Regions from separate parts of the Mus musculus genome. Here region 2 is linked to region 1. Evidence: chromatin loops called from intact Hi-C (ENCODE). Cell type or tissue: left cerebral cortex. All regions are shown on one strand. Links, peaks and the distances in the headings refer to the core of each region. The heading gives the core; the rest is flanking DNA.

Evidence for each region. Hi-C counts contacts between places; a loop is a spot of excess contacts. Peaks named below come from ENCODE experiments on the same cell type or tissue, not always from the same donor. Only the 100,000 strongest peaks of a DNase experiment are listed, where the experiment ranks them.
Region 2: it touches region 1 in a loop (2.1-fold over the local background); 3 of 42 quality-filtered maps call a loop at or near these places.

The regions. Positions count from the first base shown.
Region 1 is chr4:150,745,343-150,755,507 of GRCm38, forward strand. No RefSeq gene overlaps it. Among named protein-coding and RNA genes, the nearest start is that of Gm36600, 45 kb to the left of the region's middle. In left cerebral cortex, for the core only: no CTCF peak of the experiment used is centred there; DNase peaks (open chromatin) are centred at 5,691 and 7,075; H3K27ac peaks cover 696 bases.
Region 2 is chr4:150,844,687-150,855,242 of GRCm38, forward strand. 1700045H11Rik (RIKEN cDNA 1700045H11 gene) reads right to left here and starts at 10,263. Exons shown (of 4, transcript NR_040649.1): 1 at 10,140-10,263; 2 at 7,885-7,973; 3 at 5,101-5,223. It overlaps Errfi1 (ERBB receptor feedback inhibitor 1), which reads left to right and starts at 10,384. Exons shown (of 4, transcript NM_133753.2): 1 at 10,384-10,556. It also overlaps the pseudogene Rps15a-ps3. In left cerebral cortex, for the core only: a CTCF peak has its summit at 5,488; a DNase peak (open chromatin) is centred at 1,844.

The DNA.
Region 1 (10,165 bases), core at 2,166-10,165:
AGCCTGGGCTACATAGGAAGACCTTTCAATGTGTCCCCTTAAGAGCAACTTCAGTTGACAAAATGAATTGTCACCTGGAAAAGATTAATTGTGTCTCATCCAAAGAATTCCTCCTTATGACACTCCATTGGCCCCTTGCTGCCGGTGGTCTAGGCCCATGTGTCAGTCACACAGGGCTCTGCAAGCCAGTACCTGCCAAAGGACTAGATTTGATTTTCCTCAGATGTCATGCGGAGAATCCATGACCCTGCTCACACAACCTCCCTCTGCCTCCCTGCCTCTGCCTGTTTCCGTGCCAGCATGTCCTCCTGGTGAGCCTAGAGGATGCTCATGGGCTCAACTCCAGCTTCAGCCTTCCAGAGCCCAACCTCAAGACCTGACAGCAGACAGCTTGGAGAGCAGCTGAGGAGCCAGGCTCTGCTGGGCTGAAAGCATCCTCTGTAGGCTGGGATCTCCTGACATACAACGGCCTCTTCTCCTACCTGGATACTTCCGATTAGCACAAAGGGATCCTGACCATCTCCTGTGTGGACCAGCTGGGTCCTCTGCAGTCTCTGAGCTCCAATCAGCCTTTCAGTCTCCCTAGGAAACAGGGTGCCAGAGAGCTGGTGACTGGCCACAGTGACTGTTTGAAGCTCACCCACCAAGGGGCTAACCTGCAGATGCCCCCTGACTAACCCTGTTTCCCTTGGGCAGGTCACAGACCCTGCAACAGAAGGAGCACATACCCACACCCCCCAACACACACACAATGACTACAATGTTGAGTCTAAACAGGATGAAACTTTGGCCTCTGTCACTATTTATTTTTTTATGTTTTTAATTAAATCTCTGGGGTCACTGACACCCTGGAGCCAGAGAAATGCAACCCTGAAGCTAGCTTGTTAATGATACACCATCTGTCTGTTCACACGGGGCGGTCACATGATCTTTGCTCTGCAGAACATCCTGTCTCACTGGCCTAAACCGGTTTGTGGGTGAAATGCTTGGGAGAAATGCCAGACACTCTCTCTCTCTCAATCTCCCTCTCTCTCAATCCTCTCTCTCTCTCTCTCTCCCCATCCTACAATGAGCAGTCAGGAAAAAAAAAGAAATCAGCTCTTAGTATCAACTCTGTTCCCTTTGTGCCAACCGTGGGTAGCACGACATCACCCTCTTTGCGCTGTAGGAGTCTAGTGGAGTCACCTGGCTTCTGGTGGCACCCTCGGAGAAGGGAAGAGATAAAAAGGCGGCACAGTGCAATCAAAGAGGAGACTTCAGTCAAAGAACACGCACAGTGTCCTCAGCATCCAACTAAGGCTCTGAGGGACCCTGGAACCCCAACCAGGGTAGAAGGGGACAGAGCCAGGAGCCCTCTGACTTTGACAATGAGAGGGCGTATGACTCATTTTTACCCATAATACTCTGATCATTGACTTGGGCCCGAGATTAGATAAAACCACTTAAGACTGTTTTCCCGATGGTGGTTTTTAGACCTGCAGCTTTTAGCTATTAAAAATGTCTCAGGAGCCGGGCCTGGTGGCGCATGCCTTTAATCCCAGCACTCGGGAGGCAGAGGCAGGAGGGTTTCTGAGTTCGAGGCCAGCCTGGTCTACAAAGTGAGTTCCAGGACAGCCAGGGCTATACAGAGAAACCATGTCTCGAAAAACAAAACAAAACAAAACAAACAAACAAACAAAAAAAACCAACAAAAAAAATGTCTCAGGAAGGAAAAGTCCACAAAGGTCCTGTAAGCGCCGGCCCTCCTGTGCCCACCATCATCCCCAGGGCAGTGGGAATCAACCTGAAGGACTTGACTCTTGGAGGACAGAAGATGAGCAGCTGTAAACTACGCTTTATGAACTCCCCTGGACTTGGGCACTCCAAAACCGCTGGGACACGTTAGATGATCGCATGCCTGCAGAACTACCCTCAGTTACCATGTCAGAGCAGGTGGCAAGCCACCACAACATGGGAGTTTGTCCTGGAGTACCCTCCTGGGCAGGTGACTGCAGCTGCAGAGGAGGTAGTGGGTAGGGAGCAAGAAGTTGTATCAGATAGGTGCCTAGCACCCAAGGTCTAACATGTGGAAATCTGGGTGATGAAGGCCCTGGCTGCTGACAAAAGCAGATAGTGCCCCCGCCCCCAACACATCTTGCATCTTTTCTTTTGACAGTAGTTGCTACCACCCTTCTCTGCAGGCAGATGTCACTTTCTGTGTCACTAGGGATGGGATGGTCTATTCTTTTGTTGTTATTATTGTTTTGTTTTGTTTCTTCTAGACAGGGTTTCTCTGTATAGCTCTGGCTGTCCTGGAACTCACTTTGTAGACCAGGCTGGCCTCGAACTTAGAAATCCACCTGCCTCTGTTTCCCAAGTGCTGGGATTAAAGGCATGCATCACCACTGCCCGGCTTGGTCTATTCTTTTTTCCTGATAATTCCACTTTTTCCTTAGAGGCCCTTGTGTGTGTGTGTGTGTGTGTGTGAGAGAGAGAGAGAGAGAGAGAGAGACAGAGACAGAGACAGAGACAGAGACAGAGACAGAGAGACAGAGAGAGAGAGACAGAGAGAGAGAGAGACAGAGAGACAGAGAGAAAGAGACAGAGAAACAGAGACACAGAGAGAGAGAGACAGGAAAAGGAGGCAGACAGATGGAAGGAGAGAGACAGAGACAGAGAGGAGAGAGACAGAGAGAGGAAAAGAAAAACAGATGGAAAGAGAGAGTGAAACACAGAGACAGAAAGACAGAGAAAATAGAGAGACAGAGACAGGAGAGAGAGACAAAGAGAGGAGAGACAGATGGGTAAGAGAGAGAGAGAGAGAGAGAGAGAGAGAGAGAGAGATCAATAGATAAATGTTCTTGCAGGAGCCTGGCCCTGGAGAACGAATGACTCATGCTCATTTATTTCACATCCTGGGCCTGTGGACTATTTCTCCAATCACCAAAGAGCCAATGGCCCAGGGCTTCTTATCACTCACTGATAGGAGTTCGCAGCCCATAAAACCCAGCTCTGCTCCACTCTGCAGGAAAACATCTGCACCTGGGCTTCTTGGCCCAGAAGAATGTGACTTAGTCACCTGTGGGTAAGTGTAGCCATTGTTCTGCCTCCCCTGTACAGGCCAGCCACCCCAGATCAATCACATGTGGTTGACAGCCGCAGGGGACCCTGGCTGGGATGTGCATTCCTCTGGTTTCTCGCCAGCCCCCCCTCCCCCCAGTAAAACATCGGTGATGGCCCTGAGCAAGCATGGGGCAAAGCTTATCTTCCTAAAGCCCAGGCTCACTCACTCCCCTCATCGGTGACAGTGATGGTGTGACCTACACTGAGGACGCGATGACAAGCTGCTGCTAAGAATTCCAGGCTGCCTTCCTCCAGTAGCACCTGGCTTTCAGGCACAAAAACACAGGGTGATGATGCTGTCACCGGATGTCAAAGGTGACTCTTGGATAAGACCATGAGTCACTTCCAGCCCTGGTCCTACTGGAGGGGCTGCTCAAAACAGCAGCTGTTGGCCCTCTCAGTCTGCGCTCGACATTTGGGTGGTTGAACGGAGTGGAAAGGCTTTGGTGCTGGACCATGTGAAAACTCATGACAGATCCTTTCATGCAAGAACTCAAAAAAAAGTGCTCAGGTTGAGCGAGCCTCCTGGGGAGGTGCTTTCTCTCAATGCCATTTTTTTTTAACGCCCTGAAGAAACAGAATGGCCTTTGCCGGTGGCATCTCAGCCGCCATGTCTAGGGGACAGCATGTCCTCAGCTCTCAGTTGGTCGGTCAGTCAGTCTGTCCATCTATCTGGCCCTCCCTTCCACCACTCTCACCCTCGACCTGTCCCACCTCACCCATCCTGCTGGACCTGGGTCAGCCCCACCTCCTATAATGCTTGCCCAGATGCTTCCCCCAGCTGAACTCCCACAGGACAGGCTAAATCAGGTCACCGACCCTACACAGCTTGTCCAACATGATCCAGAAGGTTCTGGTTGGCAGCATCGCCCAGACAGAGAGACACGCAGTCCCCACCCACAGCCTCGCAGTGTAGGGAAAGGGGACAGGATAAAGTGCAAGGCCCCTAGGGCCGTTGCCCAAAGAGATCTGTACAATTCCAACTCATCATTTACCCATCAAAGCAAGTCAAGTGGTCGCTCCTGCCTCAGAGGTGACCCTACAAGGAGTCCCGGGATCTAGGCTATTGCTCTGCCTTAGGGTGGGGACCACAGTCATCACACACTGTTACCTGGAGGGTTGGTCAGGTCAAAGGAAGGGGAGGCCTGAATCAAGCCTGACTTTCAGAGCGTGGCTGGCAGACTCAGTTCTCACGGGCACAAACAACTCTTTCTTTTATACCCAGGACACCCATACAGGATCATGGCCTGTGGCTTGCTGTGGCACTGGGCACAAAGATATCTAGTAAATACTGCTGAATAACAAGTCATTTCTCTAGCTCACGGGGGCCTTGTAATGTAAGTGCGCTGCTCTGGCTGCTAATGAGCTTTGCAAAGGCCAGGAAACTTGTGTTCTCAAGCTGGGCATGGTGGTGCGTGCCTATATAATCATAGGATTCTGGAGTTGGAGGCAGGAGGATTGGGAGTTCAAGACTAGCCTGGGCTACACGGGACCCTGTCACAAACAAACAAACAAACATGCATACATACATACATACAACCCAGACGCAAAAACTAAACGAGGAGAAGCAGCTCAGCGGCCTGTGTGCCTCCATTAATTCAACAGGTGTGTACTGTATTGCTCAGCACCCCCACTGAGCACCACCCTAGCCAGTTTCTGTCCTAAAGATCTCAGAGACAGTCCACAGGCAAAATCAAGAGCCACGCGATTGTACATTCAGCTCCTCTATTTGAGGGGCTAGGGATGTGGCTCCACTGGTAGCGTGCCTGCCTAGCATGCAAGAGGCCTGGGTTCAATCCTCAGCATCACATAAATAGGGTGTGGTCATATACGCCCGTACCCTAGCATTCTGGAGAAAGGAAGATAGAAAGTTCAAGGTCAACCCTGGCTACAGAGTAAGGTGTAGGCCAGACTGGGATACATGAAGACCTTGGGATAGATACAGGAAGAGGGGAGGGGTGAGTCCTACACAGAAGCAGCTGCCACAGAACACAGGGAAATACTTCTGGGGGTGTGGAGGGAATCAAGAAAGTTTTCCTCAAGGAAATGAAATTTCACCTGAGCCTAGGTCAAAAGTGCTGTCCTCACACACAAAAGTTGGTGGTGGAGGTGGTGGGGGACAGGATTGGTGATGGGTTTCCGGTTAGATCAGAGGAGCACAGGAGGGGCTGTCCCGAAAAGGCTAGTCAGTCAATATTTTAGGCTTTGTGAGCCACATTATGAAGTCTGCCACGTGTTCTTTCTGTGTGCCCATGTGTGTTTATAATTCTTTTAAGATGTAAAAGTCATCTTTGGTCCGCAGACCATATAAAAACAAAAACAAGCGAAGGCACACCCAAGGGGATGCCTATATTTAAAAAAAAAGAAGAAGAAGAAGAAGAAGGATAATAACAAGTTCTGGGGGAGGATGTGGAGAAATGTCCCTTGGACATTGCTAGTGGGAAGGGAGAACATGGGGGTGGATGTGGGAAGGGGTCTGGCAGCCCCTCACAAAGCTAAACACAGCTGGGACCTGACCGAGCCCTTCCACTCTTGGCTGCATGCGTATCCAGGAGAACTGGAAACATATGCTCACACAAAACCCGTGTTTGATCCTTAGAATAGCATGTCTCGGAATAGCCATTACCATGGAAACACTGGTGTCCATCATGTGATGAATGGGTAGATGAAATATAGACAGGAATGAAGTTGTGCCGCATGCCACGGCACAGAGGAACCTGGAAAACACTTCACGAACAAGTAGAAGGAAGCAGACACGGAGACCAGACTTTGCAAGACTGGGCTCTGATGAACACCTCCAAGCAAGCAAGCAAGTCCACAGGCGGACCAGTGAGCCCTGTCCTGCCCTGGAGGGCTTCAAGGGAGGGAGGAGAGCCTGCTAATGCCCACAGCGTCTTTGGGGATTGATCAGAATGTTCTGGAATCGCCAGTAATAAGGACTTCACAGCTCTGTGAATGCAGGAACTGTCACAGGATTGTGTGGCTTGGAAGTGTGACTTAGGGACTGAGGACAGAGCTCAGAGGGTGAAGTGCCCGCCACACAAACTTGAGGACCGGAGCTTGGATTGCCAGAACTCACATAAAACTCGGCGTGGTGAGGCACGTCTGTAGTAATCCTTGCGCTAGACGCAGAGACTCAGCCCTGGAGCACAATGGCCAGCAAGAGTAGCCTGTTGGTGAGCTCTAGGGTCAAGGAGCTCTGTCTCAAAAACTGAGGTGTGGGTAAATAAAATACAATTGTCAGCACTGACATCTGGCAGCTCACACACACACACACACACACACACACACACACACACACACACACACACACGCACGCACAACTCACACACAAACACACACACACACACACACACACACGACTCACACACAAACACACACACACAGACATACACAGACACACATGCACATCTGGGATTTGGGTACCATAGCAGGGGTTATCTGGGCGCGGCCCAGATCTCTGTGTGTGGAAAGGCACACTGCTTGTCACATCTAGTAAGAGTCTGAGGCAGTGATGGCTGAGACCCAGAAGGCAGGAGGAAGGTGGGCATGTGAGTGGGACGAGAGAGACCCTGGAGTGTGTCCACTCCAGAGCAGTTCACAGGTCCTGAAGGACATTCTAGTGGGAAACCCTATCACCAGGCAAGAGGAAGCTATGAGCCTGGATCTCTGAAGAGCAGAGACTGGGGCAGAGGAGGCAGGCTGAGGAAGAGTCAGGTAGCTGGCCTAGAAAGGGCCTGATGTGCCTGCCATAGGAGGTCTCGGGAGTCGGAAGATAGAAAGCAGGAGCCCGCCAACCCGAGAGGTGGGAGAAGATCAAGGAGATGCAGGAAAAAGTCTGAATGTGAGAGGGCCGGAGAGCTGCTGGTCATGAAGGAGAGAGCACCAGATGTTATTATGAAGTGGCCTTGTTCAGTGAGTGTTCAGTGAGTCAGAGACTGAGAGAAGAAACAGAGGTCCCAGGATGAATAACTCTGCCCCCAGCTTTGGGGTGGGGTGGGAGGAGTGAGAGTCTGTTTCCTGGTGCACCACCGTGTTTGAGCTGGAAAGATGGAAAGTTCTGAGGATGCGCAGTGCCATTGGGTACCCAAGTGTGAACGGACCCAGTGCTGTTAAATGGTTGGAACTATAGAGTTGTTTTCTAAACAGAGTTTCATTATGTAGGCTGGCTTCAAACTCACAATCCTCCAGTCCGTCCTTCCTCCCATCCCTGAAGTGCTTGAATTTCAAGAGTGCACCACCACATCCAGCTAGGATTATACACTGCATACGTCTGTCTTTACCACTGTTATGTGTGAACGTTAATGTCCCATGGCTGTGATAAATTCTAACTCCTGAGACAGTAGGCCTGGGAGGGGACGAGGTCATGGGGCTGGAGACCTTGTAACCAAGGTCTAGTGCCCTTTCCTAAGGTGATCTGAGGACACATTTGCCTGCCATTATATTAGTGGTTATCAACATTCCTAACGCTGTGACCCTTTGACACAATTCCTCCTGCTGTGGTGACCCTAATCATAAAATTATTTTCGTTACTACTTCATAACTGTAATTTTGCTACTGTTAGGAAACATAATGTAAAGATCTGTGTTTCCCAGTGGTCTTAGGTGACCCCTGTGAAAGGGTCATTTGACCCCGAAGTAGTCACGACCCACAGGTTGAGAACCACAGTTAGATGAAGGCAAAGAAGGCACCGTCCACGAGCCAGAAAGCAATGCTACCAAGGCACGTGAAGAAGGGCTGTTTGTCTCAATGGAGGACTCACCAGCCTGCAGGACTGTGAGAGACACAACTCAGGTTATTTTGCTGTCATCAGTTCGACAGACTCAAATGATGGTGACAATAATCAGCAGCCTGCAGCTGTGACTGCAGCTGCCGTGTGAATTTTGAGACCTCAGGTCCATCCTGCTCCTTGATGGCAGCTGAGCTCTCCAGAATACACGTCTTAGGAAGTGCCACCTGGAGTCTGGTTTTTGCAGAGCCCAGATGGACACAGCACTGCTGCCCATTGCCTCCACTGAGCAGAAAGCGTGAGGGGTCAAGCGTCACCTGGACAATTGGTGTAGCTTCCATTTCTTTCATGCAATCTGGATTCTGGTTATCTGGAGATCCTGCCCACCCCATCACCCATATCTTCTTTCAATTTCCTGGGTAGAAGCCATGCCCAGGAGAGGTTTATGTAGGGTCTTGATTCAAAAATGGTCATACCAGTCCTGAGGTCTTTTCTGCTCTCTGGCCTCTACTAACACCGACTTGTCCTTCCAAACCCCACTCCTGTGGCTCTGTGAGGACATCCGAGGCTCCTTTAGTAAATTCGGTTGTCAAAAAATAAAGAAAAGAAGAGGAGAGGGGAGGGGAGGGGAGGGGAGGGGAGGGGAGGGGAAGGGAGAAAGAAGAGAAGAGAAGAGAAGAGAAGAGAAGAGAAGAGAAGAGAAGAGAAGAGAAGAGAAGAGAAGAGAAGAGAAGCAGGGTTTTCTTGTGTCCTTGGTCCTCAGAGTCACTTAAATGAGCCTCTTGTGGCATTGGGCCCTCTCCCTGGTTTTTCTGCCAAGAACACAAGGTGTGTGGGTCTTTGTCAGGTTGCTCTGTACAAATTCTTTGTGGAAGCTTCTCTGTAAGGCCCCCATTCTTCAAATCCAGGAGATGCAGGGCCAGGGAAGGTATGTTGGAAGTCTGTATTACAAAGCTACAGTGCCAAGATTGGTGGGAAGCATTGTCAGAACAGCCTCACTTCTAGGAAAGCCCACAGCTCCCTCTGGCCCAGTCGGCCTTTATGTGTTGGCTGACCACTGCGGTGACAATTAACCTGTTATAGTCAAGGGGATAGAGGCAAAGGTTTAGCCTGACTCACGGTGTCAGTTTTGACTCATGGTTGGGACATTTCTTTTTTTTTTTTTTTTAAAGATTTATTTATTGATTATATGTAAGTACACTGTAACTGTCTTCAGACACACCAGAAGAGGGCGTCAGATCTTGTTACGGATGGTTGTGAGCCACCATGTGGTTGCTGGGATTTGAACTTTGGACCTTCGGAAGAGCAGTCGGGTGCTCTTACCCACTGAGCCATCTCACCAGCCCGAGACATTTCTTAGTGAAGCATCTTGGAGGGAATCTCGCACTGGCCTGGAATCAGAAGAAGGAAAATAAAGAGGGCGGGGTCCCAATATTCAAGGGGCTTTCCTTCAATGGTCCATCTTCCTCCCACTGGGCCCCACTGTCTACAGGCTCCATGTCCCAATGCCAATGGAGTCTGGGGACTGAACCTTCAACGGGTGGGCCTTTGGGGGGACATGAGATCTAAACTGTAGTCCATCTTCCCACCCCCACATGACTCGGGGTAAACACTTCAAACATTAGTTTTCCCCAACAACAGCAAGAATGGGAAGGTGTTGGCCATTGTGTCTGGGTCTCACATAGAGGATCTGGCCAAGAATTTGAGGCCCAGGGCTCCGGTCAGGGCATGCTCAGAAGGTCTTGCTAGATAGAGCTACACAAACACAGCTCTCACAGATGTGTGAATGGATTACTTCTGGCTTCTTACATCAGTCATCTCTCCAGCTCTCCAAGCACTAACTGGGGGGGGGGGGTCCAAAAATTTAGTTCAGCTCTGACACTAACTGTTCAGGGTTGCCATAGTCCGCACAGGGCCCCCAAAGATGGCTCCCCACCTCAGATGCCAGCACCAAGTCCCTGGCTACCCCTACATTTCCTCTTAGATTTTGTTATTTTATGTGTGTGTGTGTTGTCTGCATGTATGTACCGTGTGAAGCAGATGCTGGCAGAGGCCAGAGACAATGTCAGATCCCCTGGAACTGGAGTTACAGATGGTTATGAACTGCCATGTGGGTGCTGGGAACCAAACCTGGGTCCTCGGCAAGAACAAATGCTCTTAGCAGCTCTTTCCATACTATCCATACTTCATATTGTGGCTATAAGTCAGAGGTTCCCTAACCCCCATCTTGGGTTCACAATTTATTAGAAAAGCCTCTAGAGCTGAAAAGAGAGAGCAAGAGAGCCTCACTCCCTGTCCTGCACTTATTATCAAGTCTCAAGGACTTTGCAAGAT
Region 2 (10,556 bases), core at 761-8,760, 98 kb after region 1:
GTTTTCATCGATCTTGATATGAGAAGCTGGTAGGACAATACTTTGGAAGCTCTGTGGACGAACACACATATGTTCACCTGCACATTCATGCACTGGCACACACACTCACACACACACACACACACACACACACACACACACACACACAAACATACACACACACATTGTTTTCAAGGTAAGATGGGTGGGCAGGGCCGGACAGTGGTGGCGCACGCCTTTAATCCCAGCACTTGGAAGGCAGAGGCAGGCGGATTTCTGAGTTTGAGGCCAGCCTGGTCTACAGAGTGAGTTCCAGGACAGGCAGGGCTACACAGAGAAACCCTGTCTCAAAAAACCTCAAAAAATAACAAACAAACAAACAAACAAACAAAGATGGGTGGGCAGACAGATGGCTCAGTGGTTCGGAGCCCCTGCTCTTGCAGAGGACCTGGGTTCGGTTCCCTGCACTTACCTCTAAGGATAGCAGGCGTGCATATATTGCACATACATACATGCAGGTAAGGCACGCGTCATGGTGATTTAAATGAGAATGACCTCCCTAGGATCATACATCTGAATGTTTGGCTCCCAGTTGTGGAACTGTCTGAGAAGGGCTGGGCAGCTCACAGCCTTGTTGGAGGAGGTGTATGTGTCCCAGGGAGTGGACTTGGAGGTTTCAGAAGTCTAGTTATCAATTGCTGAGTGTTCTCTCTCCTTTCTCTGTCTCTGTCTGTCTCTCAATTTCTCTCTCTCTCTCTCTCTCTCTCTCTCTCTCTCTCTGTCTATGTATCTCTCCCTCCCTCTTTCCCTCGCTCCCTCCTCTGCTGCCTCATGGTTGTGAATCAGACACTGTCTCGGCTACTCTTTTCCAGGACCAGGCCTGCCTGCTTGCTGCTGGGCTCTGTGCCATGAAGAGCATGGCTTTACCTTCTGAAACTATAAACAATTAAATGCTTATGTTTGGAAGTTGCTTTGGTCGTGGTGGGTTTGTTTGTTTGTTTGTTTGTTTCACAATAGAAAAGTTAACTGAGACACCCATAAAATGTCATAAGTAAACACATTTAAACAAAAGGGTAAAAACAACAACAACAACAACAAAAACCCAGCACTTGGGAAGCAGAGGGAAGCAATCCCTGTGAGTTCAAGGCCAACCTGGGCTACAGAGTGACCATTCCCCAGGGCCACAGAGAGAAAACAAGACATTTGTACTGCCAGTCACAAAGCTGGGTGCCTGCTCAGGCTTGGCCAGTCTGAGAACTGCCTTCTCCAATGGAAGCAGTGTACTTCTCTGGCCTTCAGTCTGGACCAGAGAGACTTGGATCCAGGGTTTTGTTCAAGCCACAAAATAGGCTCCTTTATATTTTAGCTGGAGGGCGTTAGGGTCTGCTGTCAGTCCTTATGCCACCAAGAAACCTAAAAATGAAGCCATCACAGAGGAGGGAAGTTGAAAGTCAAGTGAAGGCCAGCCCCCACCAGCCTCCTGGGAATCCCTGGTTAGAGCTGTGCCTTCGGCTTCACCCCCCAGTCCTTTCATGCCCACCCACTGAATGCCTCGTGTTATTTATGGGGGAAGAGATCTATTAGTAGCAAAAGAAAAAAAAATAATAATGCTGACAGAACTTGGCTAACCATCCCCTTGTTCCATGGTATAACAGCATGGGAAGTTAATTTATCTAAAACCTTACATCATGCCCAGTCCTGAGTAAACGCTACAAAGTGTCCGCTATTATTGGGTATTATTGCTAATCCCCAAATTCAGACATTCATCCTATTTATAAAAGCTTCGCGAGAATATGAATAGGCGTTCCATTTTCTGCTTGGGCCAGCTTACCGCCATGCTGTGGATCGCTGATTGAGGGCTCTGGGCATAAAAGCCTGCTCTGTCTGCGGCTGTTTGCTTATTTTAGAGTGCTTCCATCTAATTCTTGAAGCTTTTGTAAGGATGTCAAGTCTCTGGCTTTTCTCCAGTGAATCTTCCTTTACATTTTTTTTGTCTCTTGGGCTACTTTGCTCATCCACATCTCATCCTAGGATTAAGCCTATACCTATAATCAAGGTGGTTGCTTGCGTGTCCTGCGCTCTAATTAAGGAGGTGGACGAAATCGTTGAAGGGGAGGAGACGCCTCCAGAAAGCTCAAAATGACTGGAAATTGCTCTAATTTTTACTCTTAGAAGGTATGGCCATCTGAAATGCATTCAATTGTTAAATATTCGTGGAATGAGCACTGGTCACCTCGGATGTCCTGACGGGTCTCCTGATGCAGCAGGCAGAGCTCGCTAACAGCACTGGTTTTCTTATGTCCCCAAATCAGGGAATCTAAGCTCCGGTCTTGTATTTTCCCAGTGGCTTTCACTACTCACAATCCCCTAAGGCACAACAGAGCAAAACTCATTCGCCTTAATGTCGTATCAAGAACTTGGCTTTCTGCCATCTTCCCTCGCCACCACCATGGTGCGAATGAATGTTCTGGCGGATGTTCTCAAGAGCATCAACAACGCTGAGAAGAGAGGCAAACGTCAGGTCCTCATCAGGCCATGTTCTAAAGTCATCGTTCGGTTCTTAACCGTGATGATGAAGCACGGGTACATTGGTGAATTCTAGATCATTGATGATCACAGAGCTGGGAAGATCGTTGTGAACCTCACAGGAAGGTTGAACAAGTGTGGCGTTATAAGCCCTAGATTTGATGTTCAACTCAAAGACCTAGAGAAATGGCAGAACAACCTGCTCCCTTCACGTCAGTTTGGCTTCATTGTGCTGACAACCTCGGCTAGCATTATGGACCATGAAGAGGCAAGACGAAAACATACAGGAGGGAAAATCCTGGGATTCTTTTTTTAAATGTAAAGCATAAATAAAAAGCCTTCGTGGACTGTGAAAAAAAAAAAGAAGAACTTGGGAAACCCACACATGCATGTGCAACCATGCAACCTCGAAGGTGTCAAACACATTCATTCATGATGAGAAAAGCGTAGCCTGAGGAATGGAGAGCGACAGCTTTAATGCCAGAATCAGACCGTGTTCGCCAGTCCCACCTGTGCTCTAACTCGAAGTCCCTCTGTCTCTCCCTATATCTCCATCAGCACAGTCACCCAGCCACTTAAAGACAGAAAGCTCAGCTCATCCTTGACTTCTCCCTTCCTGTCTCTCGTGGGCGAGATCTCAAAGGCCTGCTGATTCCAGCTCCATGAGAAGCTTGGAATCCGTTTCTAAAATCTCATTCTGCTCCTCTCCAACTGCGGCCACCTCCTTTCTCCATATCAGTTATGCTGGAGATGCCTGCGGTGCCCTCCTCCTGTTTTCAGCCTGAGCCTTCCGCTGTCCTGTTGCACGAAGCTCTCTCCCACGCTGGGCTATTCCTTTCTGCAGGCTCTTCAGATAGACCACCTCTTGTCATACTTCACCAGGGTCTCAGAATGTCTCGCCCATCTACTGCCAGCCCTGCTCACTTGGTCTCCTGACACACTCAGTCTTCTGACACAGTCTCCTGACACAGTCTCCTGACACACTCGGTCTCCTGACACACTTGGTCTCCTGACACACTTGGTCTCCTGACACACTCAGTCTTCTGACACAGTCTTCTGACACAGTCTCCTGACACACTTGGTCTCCTGATACACTCGATCTCCTGTCACCACTATCCTCTGGCTTAGCACTTGTTTTATTTTATGAGACAGAGTCTCACTATTTAGCTCTGGCTGTCCTAGACCAGGCTAGCCCAGAACTCAGACATTCACATGCCTTTGCCTCTGTACCAGGATTAAAGGTGTGTGCCACCACGCCATTGTCTGCCATCTTTCTCTCCCACTAGACTGTAAGTTTCTATATAACAAATATAATATAAACAAAAATTATATTCACTCTTTTACCAGTGTATACCCAGTGCTAGATCTGTGATTGACAAGTGGGAGGCAGCTTGCTAAATTTGACTTGAGTGAGTGAATGCTTTGTTATACCCCTTACCAAGGACTAAACTCCACTGCTCACAGTTTTTTTGTTTTTTTAATTGGGCATCCCAGGGTTGCCATGAGCCACAAACACAACAGACTCCCCACGTTCACGGCCCCATCGCTCACACCCTGTTCCGAACTTCAACTTAGTTCTTCCGTGAGAACCAGCAGTCACACCAGTTGAAGCAGCTCTTTCTCCCACTCGGGTGCTGGGAAGTCGATTTACTCCAGACCCGCGCAGCACACGCGAGGGAGCACCGCAGCAGAGGGCTCGCTAACTCCTCAAAGAAACCCATTGTGTGAGGCAGCCATGAAGGACAAGAAAACTCAGGAAAAGAGATCATCTTACCAACCTAGCTCTCAGCTTTACAGTGCTGCGACATGGTGTGTGTGTGTGTGTGTGTGTGTGTGTGTGTGTGTGTGTGTGTGTGTTTATGAACATCTTTATACAAATGTCTTCATATTAATACCCAATCATTGAGCATATCCATTGTCCTCGCATCCCAGAGAAATTCACAAAGCCATTCACATAGAGGGTTCTGCAGGGGCTTTAGGCTTCTGTGCAGATGAAGTCTACTGTGCTCTGGAGGGAAACACCCCCCCTCCCTGCCCCGCATGTGTGTGATGGCAACGGAGGGGTAGATGCCACAGACTTAAGAGCCACTTTACACCTTGCCTTCAGGTTAGTGAGAAGCTGGGACCTTCACTCCTGTTGTTAGATCTGACTGCCTCGGAAGAGGAGATGCTACAAGTCAGGGAAAACATCCCATCAATCATTGCGCTCTGGAGGCAATGAAATCACCTCTTCCACAGATTGTTTCAGGTATAGTTAACAATCTAGAATTGGGGAATTTTATAGCAAAAGATATTTAAACACCTCTCGGAGGATATATGACCATAACAATGAAGCTAACAATAGAACCAATAACATAACAACATTTATTGAACTCTAACTGTCCCTGAGCAATGTTTTACATGCTGACCATGTTAATCTGTTTGTCTAATAGCCCTACTAGAGTAAGAACCACTCCTATTTCCAAGTTACTGGACACCCAGAGGTTAAATAATTTGCACAAAGACGTATTCTTATTGCTTCTGAGGACTAAGTGATGGTTCAAACACACATTTCCACAGACTGCATTCCCCCACCCCTTCCCACTTTGTTTTTACTTGAGACAGATGTAGCCCAGGATGCTCTGGACTCTCAAGCCTTCCTCCTCAAGCTCCAGGTTGCTGGGATTACAAGCAGGGAACACCATGCCTGCTACTGTAGCTCTTCCTTATTCATCTTTACTTGGAATAATAAAAAAAAAACAAAAAAACCAAATTATTTTAGGTCTAAGCTGAAGTGCTAAGCAGATAAAGCTCTCTTTATTCAACAGCATAATTAAACTTTCCATCTGTACTATGTATGTATATGTAACGTGTGTCTATAGAAACACGCCCTACATGTGCCGGTAGTCACAAAGACATAAAATTAGTTTCCGAAATCTCTTAATGAAGAGTTTACATTAATATTTTAATTAATTAATTTGGCAAGGGACTAGAGCACACCCTACTGGCCAGCTAATAGGAAATACAGTGTGTTCTTCGGACACAAGCTTAACTGTGAAAACACGCAAAGAAACTTGAGAAAACTAACTCAATAAACGTCTAGACTCCGTATCTAAGTAAGTCGACGCACAGGCTGCTGGAAAGGTCTTAAATCTGTAAGCTTCTAGAGATGGGTTAGAATTGAAAAGGCAGTGTTTGTTAAGGAAGCCTTAGGTACACAAAAGGTGACTCAATTGAAAACAAATGACATAGTCCGCCTTTATACTGAGGAAAAGAAGTCAGGTCCTGTCCCTAAAACACTCCAAACTACAGACTCAAAAATTCTAACACAACTACCATACTCAGTCTTCTCACAGGCCACATGTTACCCCTAAACCCTGTGTTTGTGTGTGTGGTGTGTTTGGTGTGTGTTATGTGTGAGTGGTATATAGGACATGTCTGTATGTGGAGTATGTGTATTATGTGTGTGTGCATTGTGTGTCTGTCTGTGTGTGTGTGGTGTGTGGCATATGGTGCATGTGTGTGTATGTAGTGTTGTGTGTTGTATGTGTGTGCACTGTGTGTATGTGGTGCATGTTTGTGTGTGTATGTATGTGTATGCACGTGCATGCGTGTGGTACTTTTCACGGAGCAGTTAAGTTCATGGCTCAGTGGAGGCCTCTGCTATCAGGAAGCACTCCTTATGAGTGAGCCTCAGGATTCTATATTATTATCATCATCATCTGAGGATTTTATACATGTCTGTAATGTACTCTGATCAAGTCCACCCCTAAGCCCCCTTTCAGTTCCTTCCCAGGCATTTCTTACAGTTTTCTAAATTTTCATTTGCTCATTTCTGCGTGAGTACAGGTGGAGGTCAGAAGGCAATGGAAGGACTTAGCCCTCTCCTTCCAGCCTGTGAGTCTCAGAGGCTGAACTCAGGTCATCAGGGTTGGCACCCGGCACCTTTACCAGCTGAGCCATCTGGACTCTGAATCTCAGGTGCTCATGCAGGCTTTAAAATAAGACAGAGTTTGCTGCAGATATGTGTGTGTGCCTACGCATGCCTATGTGTGGTTGTTTCCAACAGTGTGGTACACTAATCAGGTGACAACTAAGAAATGTAAATTTTCCACCGTGCATGCGTTTTTATAGCGCTCATCTACATCTAGTGAAAAGTGTGTGATATGCATTCTCTATTGACAGAAACAAAGGCCCTATGATTAATAAGGAAATGCAAAAAGTATTTCTCTCTTAAATATTTGTCTTTAAAGGAAGTAGATAAAAGACAAGAAGAATACAAAAATGTGTGTACTTTTTTATATAGGCTGCCAAGAGCAAAATATAAACATACATTCGCTAAAGTTCCATGTGACACATTTATGCTTAGGCAAGACATGCTGGATTTCTTTGAGAGAGCAAGGGGAAAGTACCCCACATGAGTCTCAGGCTCCTGAGCCAGAACCCCAACCTTGTTCTTACTCCAAGAGTGGAATGGTGCAAACTGACAAACTGGGTCAACATGACAAAAAAAAACTAATGCTTTAAGATACTGTGTTCAATTCTGCTTTTAAAGAAACCAGCTAATCAGAATTCTTTGGGGGGGAACGGCCTCAAAGCAAAGCAAACTTTGAAAGACTTTAACAAAGTGAAAACTTGGAGCTGGGCTATGGTAGCAAAAACCTTTAACCCCAGCTCTCGGGAGGCAGAGGCAGGTGGATCTCTGAGTTCAAGGCCAGCCTGGTCTACAAAGTGAGTTCCAGGACAGCCAGGGCTACAAAGAGGGACCCTGTCTTGAAAAAAGGGGAAGAAAGAAAGACAGACAGACAGAAAGAAAGAAAGAGGAAATGAACAAAAAGAAAAGAAAAGAAAAGAAAAGAGAAGAAAAGAAAAGAAAAGAAAAGAAAAGAAAAGAAAAGAAAAGAAAAGAAAAGGAAAGGAAAGGAAAGGGGAAAAGCTTTCAATTTCTAGACAGAGACAATTTAGAACAAGATAGGCTGGAGGCAAGGAGAGCGTTTCTCTAACTCTCCGTCCTGGCGTTTGAACTATTAAAGGTCAATGAACAGTACGCGATCAATCCTCCAGGACCCTGTCACATGACTGGCTGAGCATTTTCACTTTGAACTCTTCTCAAACTCTTCCACAGCGTTTCTGGTATAACAGCGTCATTATACAACACCGCTAAGTAGCCTGTAGAGTATACATTTTCCTCCACAGCTGAGAAAGCTTCAGTGTATGAATAATTATGAGCTAAAGTCAGTGAGGTAGAAGCTCTAATTGCCTCCCCTCAGAAAAACTAGGAAACTAAATGTTTTCTGTTGTAAGTTTAAAGTTGGTCCAAGGAAAAACCCAGATTAATCGTGAATTACTCAAGTGATTCTCTGACTTTTTTTTTTTTGTTTTGTTTTGATGATGATTTACCAAAACATGAGCACATCCTCCAGCTCCCAAGTGCAGAAGGAGGATCTTGTTGGTCTTCTTTCTCTACAGAGGGGTGTATCCCGCGGTTGCTGTGGAGATTATCACTGTTTTGTGAATAGGGGAATATAAAAGCATGCTAATAAGGCTAGAGCACACATTACAACTGCATTGTGGCAACTGGAAATCAGAGTAACTAGGGCTCTTCTCCGATGAAACTGGACCTCACTGAATTCCCATATAGTAAATGCTCTACTGTGAGGGCTTGTTCTGAGGGAGATCTTACACACACACACACACACACACACACATACAAACAAGCATATACACATATACATACATGCACATACACACACATATATGCACATACAAATAGGCACATACACATTACATACATGGAGGGAAGGACACACATGCACATACATACATGCACACACACACACACACGGAGGGAGGACACATAGACACACACACGGAGGGGAGGACACACACACACACACAAGGAGGGACAGGGAGGCTATTTACATAGCATACAGATAAAACAGGAATAGCAAAGGTGGGGGGCAAGAGGATTTTCTGTGACTTTCAACAAAACCGAGTCAAGCTGGCCGTGTTGACTTCATGCCTGTAAATCTCAATACACTGGAGCCCAAAGGATGACCAAGCTTGAGGTTAACCTGAGCTGTGTAGAGTGAGTTGTAGGCCCGCTTGGGCTACAGAGTAAAACTGTCTTAAAACCCACCAAAACTTAAACAAGTAAATAATAAATGTTAATAAATAGTAAATAATAAATAGACAATGTGGCAATGACCAATTTCCATAAGATTAAAATACTACTAAGAGAATGGCCATAAGAAAAGATGGGAGAATTGAATTGCTAGGAGCGTGGGTGTGGAAGCAACCCAGCAGCCCCTACAGGCCAGTAGGGACCATCAGAAAGAGGGGAGGAACCTTCTAACATCCTGGTAGCCTGCCGCTGAGAGTGGGCAAAGCAAGACTTTAGAGTTTTCTTTTCTTTTTAAAAATCCAGTGCATCAGGCCTTGAGTTTAAAGTTAAGGCCTTTGAGTTCAATTAAAAAAAAAAATCAAGTCAATACTGGAAGAAGCAACTTGGTTCGTGGGGCACAAAGTTAATAGTTAACCAGATAATGAGGCCAGCACCTCATTCCATATGTTAAACTGGCTCAATTAGGTGGTGCTAAGCCTATAACTATCAGGCATTCTTGCTGCAGTGCAGGAAGGGCTCTGTGTGCGGACCACAGAGGTCAGCCATAGGTCTGCGCTCTCTACTCTGTGGAGTGCCATTAAGAGGAATTTGTACTAGTCCAAACTGGAGGGCTTCTGTCTGTTTGCCTTTTTTCTTGAACTACTCTGGTTTATCATTGTATTATTTATTTTACGGTTAAACTATAAACCTAAGTTGCATCACCGGATTTCTGCCCCACGAACCCTCCTCCCTGTAGACTTGATGGCGTTTTGTCCTTGGGCATCAGCGGCCACCCTGGGGCCAAAAGACATGGAGAACAGCACTTTGACAGGTAAGCCAAGAGGGCTGGGGGCAGGTTTGGGGGAGGTGCCCGGGATCAGCCTAGCCTTGCTGGAGGCCAAGCCAAGTACAGAGGAGCCTGGAGTGAGGCCTCCCTGATCCTGCCCACACAGCATGGCCCACTGCCCAGTCCCCTTTGTCCTTCACCTTTCTGCGCTGCCCCTCACCTTTCCATTCTGTCCCTTCCTTTCCCACACCGTCCCTTAACTACCTAGATCAATTAGTGAGGTTCTCTATAAGTCCCGCAGTGCCTCACACTGCTCCTCACTGCCCCTCCATCCCTTATTGTCCTTAGCCAGACACTCCCTGCCCCTTCCTGTCTTCAGACGCATTTTGTCCCTTACTGCCCCTCAGTCCGCTGCCCTCTTTCCCAGAGACCACTTTCTTCATGGTCATCCATCCCTGGTTGTAGCGCCCTTCATCTCTCTCGCATCATCACAGCAGTCCCTCGTTGTTCCTCACCGTCCCCCTCCGTTCTTCATCACTCTCCTCGCCATCCCTCGACCATCCCTCGATATACATACATACATACATACATACATACATACATACATACATACATACATACATACACACACACACACATATATACACCTCGGGGTGCCCCTCTCCTCTCCAATCCCCATTTTCTCCCGCTCCCTGAGTTTCTTGGATCCAAGTGCATCTCAGCGTCACTTCCCTCCCCGGGGATGGAAACAGGGCCGCTCACAACCTTCTAAGGAAAACTCGGTGTCCTTAGGCTAGGCAGCTCGCACAGAGGCGGCCCAAATAGAAACGTCCCCTCAGGAGACGAGGCTGCTAGCGCCGCCCGGCGGGCCCCACGCAAACTCTTCGGTAGCGGCATCGCCCCTTTAAGCGTCCGCCCGCCCGGATTGGCTGCGTGAAGGAGGCGGGGCTGCGGGCGTTGACGTCACGTTGTCGCTCACCGTATAAATACGGGCGTCGGCTGCGCCGGCGTCGGCGGCCGAGTGCGAGGCGCGGAGCGTGAGCTGTGCGAGCGAGCGAGCGCGAGCATAGCCTGCGAGCGAGCAGAGAGAAAGAGCGAGGGCAAGAGAGCGGCGAGGCGCCTGCGCGATGCTCGGGCCCCTAAGCCCGCGGCGCTGAGCCAGCCGGGACGGACATGCGCGGG